Linked DNA regions of Homo sapiens: all the other regions are linked to region 2. The links are chromatin contacts, found by Hi-C or POLR2A ChIA-PET in ENCODE. All regions are on one chromosome and are shown on one strand. Each heading gives the region's core, a stretch centred on a gene start or an enhancer-like site at or near the end of the contact. The rest is flanking DNA. Distances are from core to core; before and after follow the strand shown. Region 1 holds the start of YIF1A (Yip1 interacting factor homolog A, membrane trafficking protein). Region 2 holds the start of ANKRD13D (ankyrin repeat domain 13D). Region 3 holds the start of CFL1 (cofilin 1). Region 4 holds the start of SF3B2 (splicing factor 3b subunit 2).

What was found. Hi-C counts contacts between places; a loop is a spot of excess contacts on that map. ChIA-PET counts read pairs that join two places held with the same protein, here RNA polymerase II (POLR2A). Pooled maps may share reads with other maps.
Region 1: a pooled map shows a loop between it and region 2 (5-fold over the local background). The contact joins the promoter of YIF1A here to the promoter of ANKRD13D in region 2. A Hi-C loop is called at or near these places in 4 of 50 pooled maps.
Region 3: a loop to region 2 is called in a pooled map, with 15 times the contacts of the local background. The contact joins the promoter of CFL1 here to the promoter of ANKRD13D in region 2. A Hi-C loop is called at or near these places in 5 of 50 pooled maps.
Region 4: a loop to region 2 is called in a pooled map, with 6 times the contacts of the local background. The contact joins the promoter of SF3B2 here to the promoter of ANKRD13D in region 2. A Hi-C loop is called at or near these places in 1 of 50 pooled maps. POLR2A ChIA-PET finds 5 or more read pairs at or near these places in 2 of 52 experiments (Panc1 and RWPE1).

The regions. Positions count from the first base shown.
Region 1 is chr11:66,287,838-66,290,928 of GRCh38, forward strand. YIF1A (Yip1 interacting factor homolog A, membrane trafficking protein) reads right to left here and starts at 1,306. Exons shown (of 8, transcript NM_020470.3): 1 at 1,118-1,306; 2 at 244-455; 3 at 1-79. The coding sequence starts at 1,148. RefSeq lists a silencer at 923-1,382 and enhancers at 1,321-1,615, 1,483-1,622.
Region 2 is chr11:67,287,865-67,290,682 of GRCh38, forward strand. ANKRD13D (ankyrin repeat domain 13D) reads left to right here and starts at 1,439. Exons shown (of 15, transcript NM_207354.3): 1 at 1,439-1,686; 2 at 2,214-2,349; 3 at 2,458-2,582. The coding sequence starts at 1,597. RefSeq lists enhancers at 345-554, 1,789-2,713, 2,714-2,818 and silencers at 775-844, 1,025-1,794.
Region 3 is chr11:65,856,930-65,859,928 of GRCh38, forward strand. It overlaps CFL1 (cofilin 1), which reads right to left and starts at 1,251. Exons shown (of 4, transcript NM_005507.3): 1 at 1,168-1,251. The coding sequence starts at 1,170. It also overlaps a transcript of MUS81 not described here. RefSeq lists silencers at 817-1,216, 2,627-2,706 and enhancers at 823-1,363, 1,297-1,346, 1,737-1,806, 2,367-2,456, 2,977-2,999.
Region 4 is chr11:66,051,093-66,053,867 of GRCh38, forward strand. It overlaps SF3B2 (splicing factor 3b subunit 2), which reads left to right and starts at 1,272. Exons shown (of 22, transcript NM_006842.3): 1 at 1,272-1,425; 2 at 1,581-1,627; 3 at 1,935-2,012. The coding sequence starts at 1,293. It overlaps SNORD13F (small nucleolar RNA, C/D box 13F), which reads left to right and starts at 2,052; the gene lies at 2,052-2,136. RefSeq lists enhancers at 270-821, 640-689, 1,310-1,479 and a silencer at 890-1,099.

The DNA.
Region 1 (3,091 bases), core at 56-2,555, 1.0 Mb before region 2:
GCCCTAGCTTCTTGGCCACGTAGGCTGTGTCCACAGCAAAAAAATACTTGAGTTTGCTCACAGACACAAAACGGTGCAGCTGGGAGGGGAGAGAGGAAGCTGTGGGCAAGCCGCACCCCAGGCCTCAGGGTGCCCCTCTGTGTGCTCCATCCCTGAGGGCACTGTGAGGAATCGGGTGGAATCCCATGATGCCCCAGCCCTAGCCAAAAATTCTGCCACCCGTGCCCCGGGGGCAGGCCACACCTCCTTGTGCACCATGTCCTTCCCATGGGATGCGATGGAGCTGCCATAGGCCATAGCCACATTGGCCATTGGGTCCCCAAGCAAGTGGTTGACACTGAAGGCCACGTCTGCTCCTGTGGCTGGGTATCCCCCGGGCTGGCTGGAATAACCACCGCTTGTGTCATCGAAGAGGGGAGGGGGATCCGGGGCTGCCCGGGCCCTGTGCTTGGAGCCTGTGGGTTTGGAGGTATCAGAGTAGATGACAGAAATACCAAGCATGAGCCCAAACCACCGCCCCTTCCCTGGCTGGACAGCCCTGCACGGGTCCTGGAGGCACCGATCAGTGAGGGGACCCCAAGCTGGGTGAGGGGGAGCTAACTGAGAAAAAACTGTGATGAGGGATCCTTTGCGAGAAATCCGTTGCTAAATGTAGGCAAAGAAAGAGCTGAGGCAGCGCCTAGAACTGGTTGCCCACTTGGGGTTTCTGAAGGCCTCTCACTGGAAGTGACCTCTGAACTGAGCCACAGTGAGTAGAAGTGTGCTAGGTGAAAATAACTGGGAGGGCATCCTTCCGTGAACAAAGCTGGGAGAGGCGACAGCTGGCTACCTGGAGGCCCTGGACAGTGATCAGGGACCTCATCAGGTTCACAACAGTCAAAGGAGTTTCTGGAGGAGGAGGCGGACCCCGTTTTTGCCCGACTCCGGCATGGGATTCCCAGGACTGGGCCGAGAGGGCGAAGTCCGGGACGTGTTGGAGTGTTACGAGGGGCAGGAACCCGAGTGACACCCCCGCCCTGGGCGGCGGTCCCAGTCGCTATCTCCCTCGGGGTGAGCGGGCCACGCCGCCGACTCTCCCCCCGCCGGCCGCGCCGCGCCCCGCCCGCGCCCCACGCACCGTGGGCTCCGTAGCCCGAGTGATAAGCCATGGCCGCGACGCTCGCTGTCCCCGAGGGCCCGCTGCGCCGCCTCGTGGGTACGAATACTAATGAGGCAGCTGCTCCGCGCCCAGGGTACCGACCGAGGCCACCCGGCCGCGCGACACGTCCCCCACCCCGCCGGTCTCGGCCACCATGTCCGTGGCGTCATCCCCCGCGCCTGCCATTGGCTCTTCGGCGGCGCCGGCTCGCCCCTCCCCTCTCCCAATTGGCCACTGACGAGCTCTGGCCTGAGCGGATTCGGCAGAAGGCAACATCCGGGTGAGGGACAGGCGGAGCGACTTGCGGTGCCTGGGATTGGATCACGGGCTTGCCAGTTCACGGTGGGAACAGCCAATAGAAGAGTTAAGAAAGAAGGTGGGCGAGAATTATTTGCGCGCCTGCGCGGTGAGGCACTTGACGCACCCTGCCACGACTACACCAGGGAGTCGAGAGGTAACCTGCAGCCGGAGTCAGGAGCAAAGCTTCCTTGGTGGGACGTACTCCAGGAGGGAACGGGGCGGTCGAGTTCCAACCAAGCCCTGCCCTTCGGGGCGCCTGTTTCTCCCTCTCTGGGCTTGTTTTCCTCCCCCGTCACCTACACTTCACCCAATCTTGGAACGGAGCCCCGGCAGACCCGGAGGTGGTGGTGGGAGGCCGGACCTATCAGTGACAGAGCTGCCAAGCAAGCCCCAGGATGCTGACTCCACCCGCCTCCCACTCCTCTTCTCCGCGCGGGTGCTGTCCGTCGTCCGGTGCTGAAAATGTCCTCCCGCCTCAGCCGCCATCCTGTAGACTCCCGGGGGCCTGCGTATGGGAAGATTTGGGGTCTCGAACCACACGCTCCTAGCGAGCGCGTGGCCGCACGCACACATACACGCATACTGCAAAACTGGGGCCCAGAGGATCCGAAGTCTGAGAGATTGGGTGGTATAGGTGGGGCAGGATCCTGCCCCGGGCCTGTCCCATAGACTCTCCCGTAGTCCAGCAGATTTGGGGGCAGAGGTGTGCTGATTTGCGTCCTGAAGCTGCAGCCTAAACTCCTGAGTCATCGCCGGGCCTGTGGTCTTCTTGAAGTGAGGCCCCTAAGCCTCACTTGTAGTCCCGGGGGTTCCTTTCTCTCCACCCAGGTTCTGATCACTCCCAACCCCGCGGAGACAGTCTTCAGGGGCCTCCCTCTCACAGACCTTCAGCCACCGCTTTCTAGAGAGCATGAGCAGGTTCTCTGCGACCTCTCTAATTAGCTACCAGGTATCCAGTTACACCAGATGACCTTCCTGCTCCCCAAACTCAGCCCACGTGGTCTGATTGCAGTGCCATTGCCCAGAGGTCCCCTCCACCTGGGATGCCCTTCCCCCTCATATCCACTTGTCCATAAGCCTAGTTATCTTTAAGAGTTAGTTCATCTCGTGCCTCTCAGAGGGACAAAGGGGACAGAGACCTGACCCGGTCAGGGGTGGAGGTCATAGGTTGGGTTCTAGGCCCCCTCTGGGTGCACCCAATTTGCCCTGCATGTAAGTTCCATGAGGACAGGCCCTGTTGTCATTCTCCACTTCCACCCTTGTCTTCCCAGTGCCAAGCACAATACTTGCATATGGAAGACACCCAATAAACATCTGTGTCCAAGAAATTCATAATAAATAGATAAAACCCTGGACCAGTCCTTTCCTGTGTCCACATCTCAATTACCTAATCTTTAAGTGGGTAAGGATGTTTAATTGAATGGTCTTTGAGTTGCTCTTTGCCTGAACACACGCACATACAAAAATGAATTAACCCACCAGTATTGCAGCTCATTTTCTGCCCATATTGTCTAGTTTGGGAGCAAAGCCAGACCCAGACACAGATGTGAAGATCTGAGGCCCTGGAGGGCTAGGAGGTAGCACTGGGGCCACGTGTACCTGGGAGGGGGTCATCTAATGCAAGTCAGTTCCCATGTCACTGCAGGGCACAAT
Region 2 (2,818 bases), core at 189-2,688:
GACCTGGGGGTGGCATCAGGGTGACAATGGGAACGGACAGTCTCTCTCCCAGGGATGTGGGGGTCAGGGAGAGAGAGGAGGCCGTGGAAGAGGGTTGAGAAGGCACTGTCATGGAATTAAGTGCCAGTGGGGAGCTGTGTTCAAGATGGCAGAAATCAGGAGAGGCTGGAACCAAGAAAGTCCTGTCGGGGTTGAGTTTGGAGAGGGCTCAGGGAAGGGACCGCCTCTGAGAAAAGGGGTGGCCAGGGAGGGCTGCAGTAGTGGTGAGCAGGTGAGCTCTGGGCATTCAGAAGCCTTCGGGCTGCTACCAACCCCAGGACCTCACAGATTGACACCATAGCGTGGGGTGGCAAAGTGACCCCAGATGGCACAGGCGCCATGTGACTACAGGGAGAAGGCAGGGTAAAAATGGCAATCAGGCCTTCCAGCCCAGAGTCTCAGAACTGAGGACGCCCTACAGCAGGAAGTGATGCTCAAGCTAGCTGGCCCTCCTCAATCATGTTCCACGTAGGGAAAGGGAGAATAGAGGGTCAGCCTTGGCCACCTAGCAAAACCAGGGCCCCAGACCCCAGGCTGGGCCTCCAGTAATCAAGGGCCGGAACTGAGCTGACGGAGGCCTGCACCCTAGTTCCGGTGTGGGTGGAGGGGCCGGCCCTGATTTCGAAACTCGCCTTCCTCTCCTGACGCTGGCAGCCAACCGCAGCCTCTGCAAAAGGGACTCGTGCGGCGGGCGAAGGCAGCCGTTCGCCGCGGGCGGTCCTCCGCCGGGACGGCTCTGCCGCTGCCTGGGCCTGCGCCCCTCTCTCCCCGAACTCCTATCCCTGACTTCAGGGCCCCGGGGGCCGCCTCCCCGCATCGCTGGGCCTGCAGACACCGGCCAGGTCCCAGGGGAAGGTGCTTCCCGCTCAGCCGGCAAGCACTTAGTGGCGTCTGCTCGTTGCTCGTCTCCAGGCCGGGTGAGGGGAGCCGGGGCGCCCCACTTCACCCGCACACCCCAGCAGAGTCGGTGACCGCGGGACCTGGGGTAGGAAGACCGGGGCGAGCAAGGGGATCCGCGGGGGAAACGCAGGCATCACGGCTGCAGCAGGACCGCGGCCCGCCGCGCACGCGCGTGCACTACCGAGGGGCCCAGTGCCCGCCCCCTCCGGCCCCGCCTTCCTCTTCCGGACCCGGCTCCGGGGGTCTGCGCAGGGCTCGGGGCGCCTCCTGCGGGCCGCGGGCGGAGCTGTAACCGGGCACCGCCCTCCAGGCCGCCCCAGCGGACCCGGGCCCGACCGAGGTCGGGGCGCAGACCCAAGGCCGGGCATCTCCTCGGGCGCTCGCGGTTGCTCTGCCGCGCGCTGGCCTGGCCGCGGTTGCCATGGTTGCGGGGGGACGGGGGCGCGCGCGAAGCCCCGCCCCGGCCCGGCGCAGCCCCGCCCGCTCCGCCGCCCGCCCCGCCCTCCCTGCCGCCCGCGCTGCCGCCGCCGCCGCCGCCGCCGCTACTGCTGCGGGGGCCGCGGGGGGCGCAGCTGGGGCGCGGCTCGGAGGGGAGGCTAGGGGGCCGTGCCAGGCCCGAAGCCGAGGCGGGGCCGGGATGCGGCGCTGAGGCCCAGCATGGCCGGCCCGGGCCCCACCTTCCCGCTGCACCGGCTCGTCTGGGCGAACCGGCATCGCGAACTGGAGGCCGCACTGCACAGCCACCAGGTGAGGCCCCGCTGGGGCACCCGGCCCTTCCCCCGGGTCCCCCACCCAAGGCTGTGGCCTCCGTCCTGGAGCCCCCCCCCCCCCCCCGCCCGCTCAGCTCCGCAGCCACATCCTGGGCCTTCCTCCCCTGCACGATCCCAAGCCCAGGTCACCGGCCCCTCGCGCCTGAGCCTCTGGCCTCCTCTCCCCTGCGCTGGGCCTTGCCCTGCTCGCCCGAACTCGCTTCCGCATCCTTGCTGACCCAAGCTGAGAACAAGAACTCTGGTCCTGGTCCCCAGGTTCCGCCAAACTCCTGACAACCTGCAGCTCTGCCTGACCAGGCCCCGCCGCCAGACCCCGGCTCTGCCCCTGCCTTCCCTCCTGCCCCCTCCTCTCCCCTGCCAGGACACGCAGGCCACCCTCTGCCATCTCCCTGGTCAGTCCGCCGTCCTTATTTCCCACAGCGATTCCCAACCCTGCTCGCCCTGGCAGCCTCCCTGCCTTGCCCTCTTCTCTCCTGCCCTTTGTGAGTGTCCCGTCTCCCCCAGCACGACATTGAACAGGAGGACCCCCGCGGGCGGACCCCACTGGAGCTGGCCGTGTCTCTGGGAAACCTGGAGTCTGTGAGAGTGCTCCTTCGACACAATGCCAACGTGGGCAAAGAGAACCGCCAGGGCTGGGCAGGTACTGCAGAGGACAAGGGGCTCCCCCTGAGGCTGGCAGGCGGGGGGCAGTGAGCAGCCAGGCCTGGGGTCATCTGGAGGGCTCCCCTCAGCAGCCTGGTGCCCGCAGTCCTGCAGGAGGCAGTCAGCACTGGAGACCCCGAGATGGTGCAGCTGGTGCTCCAGTATCGGGACTACCAGAGGGCCACGCAGAGGCTGGCGGGCATTCCGGAACTGCTCAACAAACTTCGCCAGGTACAGCAGGGCACAGTTATGGAGGTGGGGTACCATGGCAGGGCACCACCCTGGTTACTGTGCCAGGCCTGGCCTTGGAAAGGCACCCAGTTTGTGCAGTGTGCCTCCTGCCACCAGCAAGGAGGTCTGTCTATCTTGACCCCAGCCCAGGGTCACGTAGGAAAGAGAGACGGCCAGGCTCACGTGGGAGAGACTGGACCCTTTGGAAGAGAAGCCTTGCCAGCTTTGGGCCTCCT
Region 3 (2,999 bases), core at 1-2,500, 1.4 Mb before region 2:
CTCTGCGTCGTGCTTCGGGGTGCCCGAGCCAGGAGAGGGAGGGGCAATCCAAGGTAAATCTGGTCCCCCAAACTCCCCGGAACTGCAGAAGAAGCCGGCCACGTGACTCGGCCGCATCCGGAGTGGGCGGGGACAGGAGATCGGCTGGGCCCGGCCCCCTCACCAATGCAGAAACGCGTATCCGAGAGGCAGCAGCATCTCCAGGTCCCTAACCCTGTGGAATCGCCCTAAAACAACGGGTGTATCAGACCCATCTCCTGCAGGCAGGAGCCTGGGCAAGCTACATAACCTTCGGTTTTCTCAGCCCTCGGGCCGTATACAGGGGGCGGGGTGGTTTCCGGGCGGTGCCCGCCTGGGTCACTTCCCTAAACTCGGCTCCACCCTCACTCAGGCCCATCCGGGAAGGCCTCGCTGGCCCAGGGCTTCGGCACCGGCGGCCGGGCCTGAGCGTGCGCGCACGCGCCGACAGACAGCGCCGTTCCAGCCCTCGCCCGATGCACGGGTGAGAACGCAGCTCGTTAGATGCGCTCCCGAACGGGCCGCGGTCTCTGCGATGCCCCCTCCAAGCCTTGCGGTGCAAGGCCTTAATCGCAGGCACCCACGCCCCAACCGGGACCCCGTCTTCCCAGCATCACCCCTCGCCGCGCCAGCACCCGCCCCTCCCGGGCGCAGGCATCCCTGCCACCTGCTCCCGAGACGGACCCGGCTGCCGAGGGAGGGTGACGCGCAGACAGGAACAGCCTTGGGTGGGGCGCGCGCGCCGAGACCTCTCGCGCGCTTTTTCCTCGCCGCCCCCGGGCCGGGTTTGGACGCCGCATGCTCCAGTCGAGAGCGCGCCCCTAAGAAGAAAGGCGCGACGCCGGCCGTTCCGCGAGGGGCGCCCCAGCGCGCGCCCCGAACCCCTCCCCCCGCGGCCGGTGTCCGCGCGGGCGCACCAGCGGGTGGGGGAGGGGAGCCCAGGCGGAGCGCGAGCGACGTCCAGACCGGCCCTCCCCGGCGCCCACGGGCGCGCACGCGCATTCCGGCACCGCCCGCCCCTTCGTGCGAGACCCTCATCCCGCCCGGGGCGCTGGGGGAGGGGGTGCGGACGTCGCTCCCCAGTCGCTTCCCGCGCGCAGGCGACCGACCCGCAGCCGCCTCCCTCAGGCGCCGTGGCCTGCCGCTCACCATGTTTCCGGAAACGAAAAGGAGAGGGCACCGAGAGCCGCAGAAGACGAGAGCGCTGCAGCCGCTGCCGGGACCCGACTGAACGCGGCCTCTCCCGGCCCCTTCCGTTTAGTAGGAGCCGCACAATGAGGGGTGGGGCGGGCTTCCGGCGCTCCCACCGCGAGCCGACGGGAAATGGAGTCCGCTGGCCCTGCGCCGCCGCCTCGCTCGCTGGGTAACGGAGTCTTCCCGCCGGCCGGCTCCGAGCTGCAGTGCATGTAGGGAAATGTAGGCCCAGGTCCTGGGCGGCACCGCAGCGCGCAGCGCGAGCCCATTGGTCCAATTTCCCAGGAACCGCTCTGAGCCCGGCGAGGCGGCGCTCAGTAAAATGACCCGAAAACGATCCCCGACTAAGCGGCTCTTTATCCCACAGCAAAACGGCTTTCTTAAGACCCATCTGGTATTATCTGGATCCCTTGGCCTGAAATTTTTGAGTGAGGTTAGGGTTTTGCATTTCTGAATCGAAGCAACTATTGATTAGCCTGGAATCCCGACCTAAAGCAAAGGAAATCACAAGTATGAAGGCGTCGTCAGTCGGATAAACACTAGTACTCTGCATGTGTAAAGCCACTCTCGTCTCCTGAAAAAAGGCCATGTCCAACGTCAGTAAAACAAGAATAGGAGGAAAAGGCACAGGGGAAAGGTACAAGGAAATCTCTGAGAGCTTTGTTCTTGTTTAAAGATGTTTGGCAAAGTCATGAGGCGTTAAAGGGTAAAGACGAGGGTTTGTGCATTCAATTCAAGGCTTCTTTACATGCCTTTACGTGCCAATGAGAAGAAATAGATATTAAACCAGACTTGAACCCAGCTCTCGAGTTGATAGCCAGGTACATGGTTATTCTAACATCCGCAAAACTGAGACAAGTTCTGTGGTAGTATATGCCTTAAAAAAAAAAAGAAACGAGCGGGGGACTCCGGGATGATTTTGTTGTTCTAGAACAGTGACCACAGCCTCACACTCTGCAGGAAAAGACTGGGTCGCAAACAAGTCAGAGGCAAACCCAGAAAGGGAACTGGGGGCCCTAATCCTATAAACGGAATTAAGGGTGTAAACGGAGAGCGATGCCTGGGAGTGGGGTACCTTGCAGAGCATACCGGGGGTTGTAGTCGGGGACATTCCACAGCACCGCCCCCGCCCGGACTCCCGGCGCTCCAGGTGGAGACAGCAGCTTGACCCCGCCTCCCGCGAGCGACCCTACATGAATATGAGGCTAGCGCCCCCTTTTCTGAGCCTTAGAGTTTCCAAGAGCAACGGGGAGAGAGAGGGGGGCTTCGCAGTTACCCTGGAGACGCGCTCTCGCCCGCCCCCAGCCGCGGGATGCCCTAGATGTCCTTATTAGGACAAGAGACTCGAGGGGGCGGGGCCAGCCCGACAGCCGGCTTGAGGCTCCTTATAAGGCCGCGGCGGGCGGGAGGCGGGAGCCGGAGCCCATTGGTCCAATTTAGCTTGGCTGGGGCTACTGCGCCGTGGGCTAGGCACAGTCCTGAGGGGCGGGACTGGAGCTCTGGCGCCCACCTCTCCCTTCCTCGCAGGCTGGAGACCTGCGTGTTGCGACTTCCGGCATAGCAGCTAGAGGCCGGGTGCTGCTTCAAACCCTGGCGGGTCGCCTGTGTCCAACTCAGCTATACGTGTCTTTCAGGCTTCTCAGGTTGAAGCCCTTTGTAGGGTTTCCATCTTCAACCTCCCTGAGGGTCTCCCACTTCCGATTAGCCACAAAAATGACGAAGTGTTCTCCCCTCTACCTGTGTCTGGGCTTCTTAACCCGCAGCCTGCTCCTCCGCTCCCAAACCCA
Region 4 (2,775 bases), core at 22-2,521, 1.2 Mb before region 2:
TTTTTTCCCTGTTCCCAGCTTCTTCTCCACTGGGGGCAGTTGGCAAAATGGAGCTGGAGAAAAGATCTGAAGGGGATGTGTAGGGGGAAAATGAGACCATTTCACTTGAGTCTCCCCACTCCCTTTCTCAACACACATAAAAAACACACACAGGCTAGCTGTTGGTGAGAGGGCAGAGCTAGTGGCAGAGGTGGGGAGAGAAACTGAATTGATGGTGTGGGACAGGGAGAGGTGGATGCTAGGCAGGCAAGAATCCCTGCCAGTCTCTGCCTCTGTCTCCAAAGGCCAAGGGGAGTTGGGGTGGGGAGTGGGAGGCAAGGTGGGGCCCCCAGTGCAGGTGCGGCTGAGGGAAAAGGGCCTGAGTTTATTTTTGAGACTAAAAAAGACACAAATGCTTTCACCAGAAACATTGTTCCTTTTTTTCCAGTAATCATTTATTGGGCGCCTCTTGAACGCCAGGCGATGCGAGACTGAAAATGATCAAGTCCCTGCTCACATTTTTGGGATAGAGGTAGGAAGAAAGGGCAAGAAAGACTTAACAAACGGTGGAGATTCGAACGTATTATGGGAGCTCTAAGAAAGGAAAGGAAAGCGGGAGGAGGCTTAGTGGAGAAGACGACATTTGAGCCGGCCTGGAAGGTGGAAAAGGGGGCTTTAGAGTCGCCCTTCCCCCAGGTCGGCAGCTGGAGCTCAGCCCGGGCAGGCCTGCTGCTCTCCCGGCTTGGATCCCCTTTCAGCCCATTCATCCGGGCCTGGGCCGGGGGTGGGCGGGCAGACAATCAGACACTGTTTTATCCCAGGCATCGGCTCCAGCCTCCCGCTTGGCGCCCGCAACGCGGGGCCGCCGGGGAAATGAGTCTCTCGGGACTCCCTGGGAGCGTAAGCGTTCGAGGATCTGACCGGAGGGCCGGGCCGGAAAGCTTGAGAGCCTTCGCTCCCGCAGGTGAGGCGCAGAAAACACTCCCTCGGGGAAGTGCCAGCCCTCCTCGCAGCCCCGCCCTCCGGCCCGCCGCCGGCCTTCGGGGCCGTAGCGGCGCGCAGGGCCCGCAGAGACCGAGACCTGCGCACTACAACTCCCAGGAGGCCTCGCGACCAGACCGCCGAGGGGCCACTAGAGAAAGGTGCGTCTGCGGCGAATCCCGTCGCCCAGCGCACGGCAGCGGGTGTGCCTGAGTGCGCGTCGCCTCCCAACCAGAGAGGACGTGGCATACGGCGCCACCGGAAGTTCCGGCAAGTGGGCCCTGAGGCTGGCCCCAGCTTCCGGGTTGGTCGCGCGCCTTCCTGCGGCTAAGATGGCGACGGAGCATCCCGAGCCTCCCAAAGCAGAATTGCAGCTGCCGCCGCCGCCACCTCCAGGCCACTATGGCGCCTGGGCTGCCCAGGAGCTTCAGGCCAAGTTGGCAGAGATCGGAGCTCCGATCCAGGGTGAGGAACACAGGAAGTCGAGGGGCCTTTACGGGCCTGCGGAGAAGCGGAGCCTGGTTACCCGGGAGACTCGGGTGCGAGGGGCGGAGGCAGGCCGCTGGGGCCTGACCTGGCCGGGCTGGCCTGCCCCATTGATCGTGTACTTTGCCCTGCAGGTAATCGCGAGGAGCTGGTGGAGCGGCTGCAGAGCTACACCCGCCAGGTAGGTGTTGGCGGCGGGACGTCAGGATAGGCCGAGCTTCTCCAGGAGACCTTATATACCCCATCACGGCTCGGTCTTCATTCTTTCTTTATCTCGGCACAGCAAGGCGGAGGCTTGCCCTTTTTAGCTTGTTCTTGCCTTTGCCAGCTTAGTTGTAATTTCTTGTATCCATCTTGGTCCTCTTCAGTGCCCAGCCAGAGCGCTGGCAGACAGGCACTGGGTACGTTTTGTTGAATGAATTGGGAGCGAACGTCGTTTAGTGAAACAGCTAGTTTTGGACTGACCTAGAGTCCTTTCTCTTTTGCAGACTGGCATCGTGCTGAATCGGCCGGTTTTGAGAGGGGAAGATGGGGACAAAGCCGCTCCACCTCCCATGTCGGCACAGGTAGGGAGATTCTTCTGTTTTTTAAGATTCCATCTGCTGATCCTTTTGTAGTTCATGAGCATGATGATTGGGTGTTCACGTGCATGTGTGAGATGTGACACCCTTGCACATTACTCGCCTGACCTGAGTGGGGAAAAAAAAAGATTCCATATGTTCAGGGTAGCCCTTCCTCTCACTTGCAGTTGTTGGGCAGGGAGGTACTGCCATGACAGAATTGTGAGCTCTTCAGTTCTCTCTTTGATGCTGACACTTGCCTCCTTTTCCACTGTCTGCTTCTCCAAAAGCAGCTTGTGGCCGGGTGCAGTGGCGCATGCCTGTAATCCCACCACTTCGGGATGCTTAGATGGGACGATCGCTTGAAGCCAGGAGTTCGAGACCAGCCTGGGCAACATAGTGAGACTCTGTTACTACAAAAAATTTTAAAAATTAGCTGGGCACGGTGGCACGCGCCTATAAAGTCCCTATAAAGAGGCTCAAGGATTGCTGGAGCCCTGGGGTTGGAGGCTGCAGTGAGCTCTGGTTGCGCCACTGTACTCCATGTACTCCATCCTGGGTGACAGAATGAGACTTTGCTTCTTTAAAAAAAAAAGGGGGGAGGTGATGGGGGAGGGGCTGGGAGAGTGTCAGAAAAAATAGCTAATGCATGCCAGGCTTAATACTTAGGCAGTGGGTTGATAGGTGCAGCAAACCACCATAGCACACATTTACCTATGTAACAAACCTGCGCATACTGCACATGTACCCGAAAACTTACAATAAAATA